3 separate regions of the Homo sapiens genome follow, and all the other regions are linked to region 2. A link is a loop called in an ENCODE intact Hi-C map of the cell type or tissue named here. Cell type or tissue: A673. All regions are shown on one strand.

Region 1 (2,500 bases), 340 kb before region 2:
TTGGCCCCTACTGGGAGGTGTCTCCCAGTTAGGCTACACGGGGGTCAGGGACCCACCTGAGGAGGCAGTCTTTCCATTCTCTCAGATCAAACACCATGCTGGGAGAACCACTGCTCTCTTCAGAGCTGTTAGACAGGGACTTTCACGTCTGCAGAAGTTTCTGCTGCCTTTTATTCAGCTATGCCCTGCCCCCAGATGTGGAGACTATGGAGGCAGCCAGCCTTACTGAGCTGCGGTGGGCTCCGCCCAGTTTGAGCTTCCCTGGCCACTTTGTTTACCTACTGAAGCCTCAGCAATGGTGGACACCCCTTCCCCTGCCAGGCTGCTGCCTCACAGGTCAATATCAGACTGCTGCACTAGCAGTGAGCAAGGCTCCTTGGGCATGGGATCCGCCGAGCCATGTGCAGGATATAATCTCCTGGTGTGCCATTTGCTAAGACCATTGGAAAAGCACAGTATTTGGGTGGGAGTGTCCCATATTTCCAGGTACCATCTGTCACAGCTTCCCTTGGCTAGGAAAGGGAAATACCCCAACCCCTTGCACTTCCCAGGTGAGGCGATGCCCCGCCCTGCTTCGGCTTGCCTTCTGTGGGCTGCACCCACTGTCCAACCAGTCCCAGTGAGATGAACCAGGTACCTCAGTTGGAAATGCAGAAATCACCCATCTTCTGCATCGTTCACACTGGGAGCTGCAGACTAGCGCTGTTCCTCTTCAGCCATCTTGGAACAGAATCCCCGAAGCTGTGCATTAATTTTCAAATTTATAACACAAACATGATACTACAGAACTCTTCATCTTCCCTATTCTGATTCTTAATGGCTGTCAAGGAAGTTTCCTTAATGCCCTTTAGGACTCGTAAATACTGCTCTTAAAAAGGACTGCAATAGTCCACAGATGAACCACAACCCTCGTGTGCATTCTTTCCCACAAACTACCATTTGTAGTTCTTCAATTTTGTTCATATGCTGAGAGGATCTAAAACCACACTTAGATTGCAGTCCCTATGTGCACCTCTGTATTCTACCTTTGGTCCCACCACTTTTTTTTCCTTTGTGCCATCATTTATTCTCTTCAAATCACAGTGCTGTCTTCTCAGAAAAACGGGTTTGGACCATGGCATCTCTCATGCTCCTTCTAGGGCATTTACCCCTGGGCAAAGTGCCCTGACTCCTTCCTGGGAGCATCACACTTTGTGTAGCCTGAGCCCTCAACCATCATCATTATATTCCTCACCGGGGCAGAATAGCTTGGCAAAGGGAAATGTTTCATCTAAGATTGCACAATGCTCGTTCAGTAACTTGGCAGTGTCTCAACATGGAAGGTTCCCAGGCATCTTAAGAGAGCATTTCTCTCAGCTCAAATATTTGAGATTTCTGGTGTTATCTCTTTCTGATTGTTTCTTCCCTTAGAGTCATTTTCTTCTGTGCTGCTTTCCCTCTGTCCATCAAGAGTAAGAGAAATACAAGAGACAGTTCTGTCTTCCCGCAGTGTCCCTGGCTGAGTAGCACCTCCCTCCAGCAGGGGGTGCCTCTGTGTAATTTTTGTAACACCTGATGACTGATGTACAATTGTTCATGTTATCGTTGCTTCTGGAAGGCATAAGAAAAAAGTTCCTTTCTAGAGCATTGGTTTCCTCCCTAGGTTTTCTTCTGCTCTCAATCACAAGACCCAGTCATCCTTGGAAGTAAAACAGATAAAATTCCTGCATTACAGAACATTTTAAATGGGTATATATTAGGAGTCATTTTCTTTCATTTTAGGGCTGATATTTCTAAAGAAATCACTGGTTTTTCTAATAATCATTCCCATTCCATTGCTTTTTGCCACCAGGCACATAAAGCCTTGACAATACAGGTGTGTTTTAATATAACTTATAAATAATAAATAGAGACTCCCAAATCTCTGTCCAATTCTATTAATAAAACATATGACTAGTTCTCAGAAAGTTGCACATTTAATGAGGGGTCCACACACTTTATTCTCAAAAGTCTTTTTTCTAGATTTGAACAACCATTCTTCTCCTGCAATTTTGGTGAGCAGGAAATTACAGCCAAACCTCTCTGTCTTCATCCATTTGTGCTTCTAAGAAAAAACACCACAGACTAAGTAATTTATAAGAATAAAAATTTATTCTTAATGGCTCTGGAGTCTGAGAATTCCAAGATCAGGGTGCCAGTAGGACGGGTGTCTGATTAGGGCTGCCCTCTGTTTCCAACATGGTGCTTTGTTGCTGATCCTCCAGAGAGGACCAACACTGTGTCGTCACGTGGCAGAGAGGGCAGAATGGCCAAAGAGTTTCCTTTAAACTCAACCCCTTTTGTAATGGGGTGAAGCCCTCATGACTTAATCACCACCTGAGGCCACCTCTTAATACTGTTGCATTGAGATTCAGTTTCAATGTGCATTTTGGAGGGGATACCATCATTCAAATCATAGCACTCCCATTCTGCTGATGATATATTTAAAAGCATTTTGCTGTTTGGGGAGTAAGGCACTATT
Region 2 (2,500 bases):
GAGGTGGAGAAGAACGAATGAAAGATTGAAGGGAAATCACCATAAAGCTTTGAGTCCAGCCTGACAGAAGGCTCAGAGCCAATGACAGGGCAAAAGGGATGCGACTATTAGGCAAATTGCTGAGTGACGCCAAGGTAAAGGACTAATCACCCCATTGGAGGTCCAGTTGTTGTAACACCATACAAGAAGAGGCTAGTTTGAGGACCTCAGGCAAACTGAGAGAGTCAGGGCAGAAACATCTGTGGATGCGAGTATTTCATAAGAAGACGACAAGCCCAAACACTACCTGAGGGACAGAAGAGGAACCAGGGGGTCCAAGAGACTTGTGAATTATAAATAGGCAGAGGTAGATGGAGAGATTCAGAAGGGTCATCTTGCCTGCCACTGGGAGTTGCAAATAGACTTGTGCAATAAGAAGTGCTCACGGCATTTGGAGCATCAAAGGTGGACCAAAGACTCTACTCACTCTGACCAGTTTATTACATGAAAAGACAGAGAAGTGTGCACACTTTGACTGTAAGTGTCTAATTGTGCATGGGGATAAAGACCTAAGATGAACTCAGAATTGGGGACAGCAAAAGTCACAAGGAGATCAGAGAGGATGCCAGTGAAAGGCAGGCTAGGAGAAGCAGCCCTTCTATGGGTGGTGCTGGGTGAAATACAAAAGGGTCAAAAAAGAAGAGGCTCCCCATTCCCCAGAGAACTTAAAATCCAATGCTGAAGAAATAAGAAGCAGTGCAACATAGAACATGAGTTAAATGATAATAAGCACAATTGGAATAACTAAAAACTAAAGAGCATTTTCCAAAGTCTAGGATGAAACTGGAGCTGTGTCTTCAGCTTAATTCATGCCTGAGGTTGCATTTTTAAAAAATTTTTTCAATCAGACCTTGGTGATGACCTTGAGCAGTAGGATATAAATAACTCCTACATGCTTAGAGTTCCAAAAATGGAACACTAGGCATAAGTGGGTTAAATCAATGTAGAAAGTGAAGGCATCTTAGGGAGGCAGGAGAATGACATGAACTCAGAGGCAGGGATGTTCATTGTGTTTGTAGACACGGTGAATTAAAAACAGACTTTTAAGGACTGAAATGTGATAAGTGCTACAACTGCGGTGTCTACTGCCACCTGGTGTCAGCATACCTTAATTACGAACTCAGTGTGACCTAACAGTTGAGTCGGCTAAGGAAAAATAAAAGGCATACAATGTCACACTTTAAAATAAAACATCCCATTTGATTTAGGACCCTAGTTCTAATGGCAGTTCTTGACAAGTCATTACAAGATGTAAACAAAAATGTTTTCAAGCATGTTGTTCTTTGAAGTAGGGGAAATTGACTTGATTTTAATTATAGAATAGCATTTAGCTTTATATGATTTTTCTCATACACAAACACATAAAGTCTGTACCCCTTGCCTGTATATTTTCTATTGCTTTATAATAAGTGATCAGTTTCCTTTGTAAGAACATACAAAGTCAGTCATTCAGGAAGTTTGTGATCTTCCCCTGGATGCAAGCCACTGGCAGTCCCAGGATCCCAGTATATCCAACACGAAGGTCCTGTCAGAGTTCCAGTGTTCTCCCGCACGACCTCCCACCTCCTACCTCCCAGTACCTCAACAGGAAAGGACACATCTGTGAATCCTCTGGCATGACTTCAATTCCTTACAGCTGTAAAATCCACTGCATGGAAGGAAAAGAACATTTCCTAGACTGGGAATCCCCAGACACTTTCCCAAACTGAACAAGTGAACAGGGTTTTCGCTCTGGTGAATGATACCCCGTCAAGGAGAGTGCAGAGAGGAAAACAGTCTTGAGATGATTGTGGTCTCTAAATGTCTGGGCTTCACTGCACTTCACATTCATTTTTCTGACTTCTCTGAAATGCAGTCCTGCCCTAACTTAAGAGTTCTGCTTTGTGGGCAAGTTATACTTACTTGCAACAATTTCTTCCAAGATGTGAGTCGAGTTAGGGAAAAAGCCCATTGCTGGTATTTCATAGGCACAAGGAATAAAAAACTTTCCCCAGTTTGACCCACAAAGGCATAGCTCATCTCCTGGCCTCTCGTTGTGCCCCAGGCTGCCCAGGGCTTGTCCTATCCTGTGGCCTAAGTCCACAGCGGGAAGGTAGGTTTGATACTGGCTGCTAAGGATCTCCAGAGAGCCTTTGTGGTGCGAGTTTGCCTATTCCTCTTGGATTGCTCGGTTGGCATCTGGGACATGAAGGGAGAAGCAATATGAGGCTGGAGAAGAGAGATGAATATGAGATGAAAAAGGAGAAAGAAGGCAAGAACACACCCAACACTTTTTCTCTTCGAGGTAGCCTACATTTGAATCCAAATATAATCTAAACAACTTCACGTTAATTTTTCCAGGTGGGTACACAGTACACTGCCTCTCCAGCTCCCAGGAATTTCTATAATGCACTAATAAAGGATAATGCAAACAATTATTAAAGAGGGTTATCTAATTTGAGAAGTCAATTAGCAAAGCTAA
Region 3 (2,500 bases), 75 kb before region 2:
GGTCCATCTATTTTTATAAAGGGCGGAGAAGGGAGTGGTGGGGGAAAATATCCAATCTCATTAAAATTCTCACAACGATTTAATGAGGATGAATTGTCTTCATTTTATAGTCAATGAAACAGGGGTTCAAAAAGATTAAGCAACTTGTTCAAGGTCACACTCAATGTTAACAGACATCCTGGAGTATAAAGGCAGTTTTCTCTGAATCCCATGTTCTTGGCCCTGGCTGCAGGAACCTCGCTGATACCACCAAGAGTAGGCAGGGATGCTTTCAGCAGGAAAAGCAGAACAAAAAAACAAAATAAAATGAGGAATCCTTGAAGTCTTAGATATAGAAAAAGGACGGGCGTAGCTGAACAATAACAGCAAACACATCTTAAGAGGCCAGTCCCTGAGGACACTTGCACCAGGAAGACAAATGGGCTTCAGATGCCCCCCACAGCCCCTAACCCACTTATTTTTATTTTCCTCCATGTTACCTCTATGATTTGGAATAATCTAAAAACTCCCTCTTTTTTTAACTTTTTTTTCTGATTTTATTATCTTTTTTATGATTTTTAAAAATTGACACATAATGATTGTACACATTCATGGGGTGCATAATGGTGTTTTGATACATGTAATGTATAGTAATGATATTATGGTAATTAACTATCATCTCAAACATTTGTCATTTGTTTGTGTTGGGAATAGTCAATATCCTCCTTCTAGCTATTTGAAACTACATAATATGTTAATATTAGCTAGAGTCATCCTATAGTGGTATGGAACACCAGGGCTTCTGTCTAACTGTAACTTTGTATTCTTTAACAAATCTCTCCCTAGCCTTCCTTTCAAGTATGGAAGGTATGGTAAGGGCAGTTCTAAACTCTACTTGAATTTCCCAAGTCAGGGAAGGGCCACCTGTGGAACCATTGCCTCTCCCCTGATGCCCAAGTACAGCTGCGTGCATACGGCAGAGGTCTAGTTTGGGCTTTCGCTTCAGTGGTCACTGGGAGAGAATTTCAGGGTTTCAGGATTTTCCCAGTTGTGATTTCATTTTATTGTCACAATAACTCTGTGCAATTGACAGAGTACACAGTAAATTCCCAAGGCATGTCCATTTATTTTGTCTGTTATTGTTGTTTAGCCAGTTTGTATTGAGTCTTTTCTTTAAGCTAGAAACTTTTAAATGAGCATGGATTTATGTAAATTAACCCAAATTATGCACCATATTAAAGGTTAAAAAGCTGAGGCTGAGAGTAGACCAGGTGCTCATACCAGATTACATAGCAGAATCAAAATCCAGATCAATCAGTTTCCCAGTACATGGCTTTTTCCACCAGGGGTCAGTAAACTCTCTTTCTGTAAAGGTCCAGATAGTAAACATGTAAGGCCATACTATGTCCATAACAACTACTCACCTCTGTCCTTGCAGTACAAAAGCAGTCCTAGACAATTTGTAAGAAATGAGCATGGCTGTGTTCCTATAAAATATTATTATTTTTTCTTTAAAAAAAAAAAGGCAGTCAGCCAGATTTGGCCCATAGACCATATTTTCCCATCCCTAGGGCAGACCACTACCTTGGTTCAGAAAGTGTTAGTGTTTTTAAGCAGGTCCTAAAATTCCTCTGTAATTGCTTCCCCAACCCAATGCCAATACACCTACTTGCCTTTCCTCTTTCCCTTCCTGAAAGTGTGGCTCTGTACAAGAATCCGGCATCTAAAATTAGTACTGGATTATATTCCTGTTCTCTATTAGATTGAAATGTACTCCAGTTACAGAAAAGCACATGTGCTGTCTCCCCAGGAGAAATTGCATATTTGTGCCAAGAGAAGCCTAGTCACTGGAGCTCTCCAAAATGCTTTCATAGACACCATGGCTCTATTAGTCAGTCTTGGAGTAAAGAGAAAGAGGCACATATTCTCAGGTCCCCCTAGGTGGTGTTTGGGCTTTAGCTGGGGATACCTGGACTTGAGGTGGCCATGACTGCCATCTTCTTAGCCATGCTGACATCTTGGCCCCTGCACTGCAAAATGTGAAGAATGGAGGACAAGATCAAGAGCACAGAATCCTTCAGGATACACGCCAAGCTCTGGGACCATCTGCTCTTCCACTGACATCTTCTCTGTGTATTCACAAAAGAGTATCTGATTAGATTGATGTGTGACCCTGCCCTCTGGCAGATTCTTGTTGAGTAGAGTCTTGCCCTGTATGCTAAGCACTATTCTAGGCGCTGGAGATATGTCAGTAAACAAAACCCCCGCTGTCGCAAACTAACATTCAGATGAGAGAAAAGAGGACAAAAGCAAACGAATACATCTATAATATTTTAGATAGGAAGAGAAATAAGGGAAAGGAAATGGATGGATGGATGAAAATGTACTATTTTAGATACGATGATCGGAAAAGAACTTCTAGATGAGGTGAGATCTGGCAGAGACTTGAATGAGATGAGGGGCTGAACCATATGACTATCTGAAGGAATCACATTCTGGGAAGAGGGAATAGCAAATGCAA

Evidence for each region. Hi-C counts contacts between places; a loop is a spot of excess contacts. Peaks named below come from ENCODE experiments on the same cell type or tissue, not always from the same donor. Only the 100,000 strongest peaks of a DNase experiment are listed, where the experiment ranks them.
Region 1: a loop joins it to region 2, with 7 times the contacts of the local background. A loop is called at or near these places in 5 of 110 quality-filtered maps.
Region 3: it touches region 2 in a loop (6-fold over the local background); 14 of 110 quality-filtered maps call a loop at or near these places.

What each region holds. Positions count from the first base shown.
Region 1 is chr7:34,429,559-34,432,058 of GRCh38, reverse strand. All of the region lies in intron 2 of NPSR1-AS1 (NPSR1 antisense RNA 1), which reads left to right. Among named protein-coding and RNA genes, the nearest start is that of NPSR1, 230 kb to the left of the region's middle. In A673, a CTCF peak has its summit at 1,500 (motif pointing right); a DNase peak (open chromatin) is centred at 1,528.
Region 2 is chr7:34,090,147-34,092,646 of GRCh38, reverse strand. All of the region lies in intron 13 of BMPER (BMP binding endothelial regulator), which reads right to left. Among named protein-coding and RNA genes, the nearest start is that of BMPER, 190 kb to the right of the region's middle. In A673, a CTCF peak has its summit at 1,151 (motif pointing left); a DNase peak (open chromatin) is centred at 1,106; H3K27ac peaks cover 611 bases.
Region 3 is chr7:34,164,957-34,167,456 of GRCh38, reverse strand. No RefSeq gene overlaps it. Among named protein-coding and RNA genes, the nearest start is that of BMPER, 260 kb to the right of the region's middle. In A673, a CTCF peak has its summit at 1,329 (motif pointing right); a DNase peak (open chromatin) is centred at 1,326.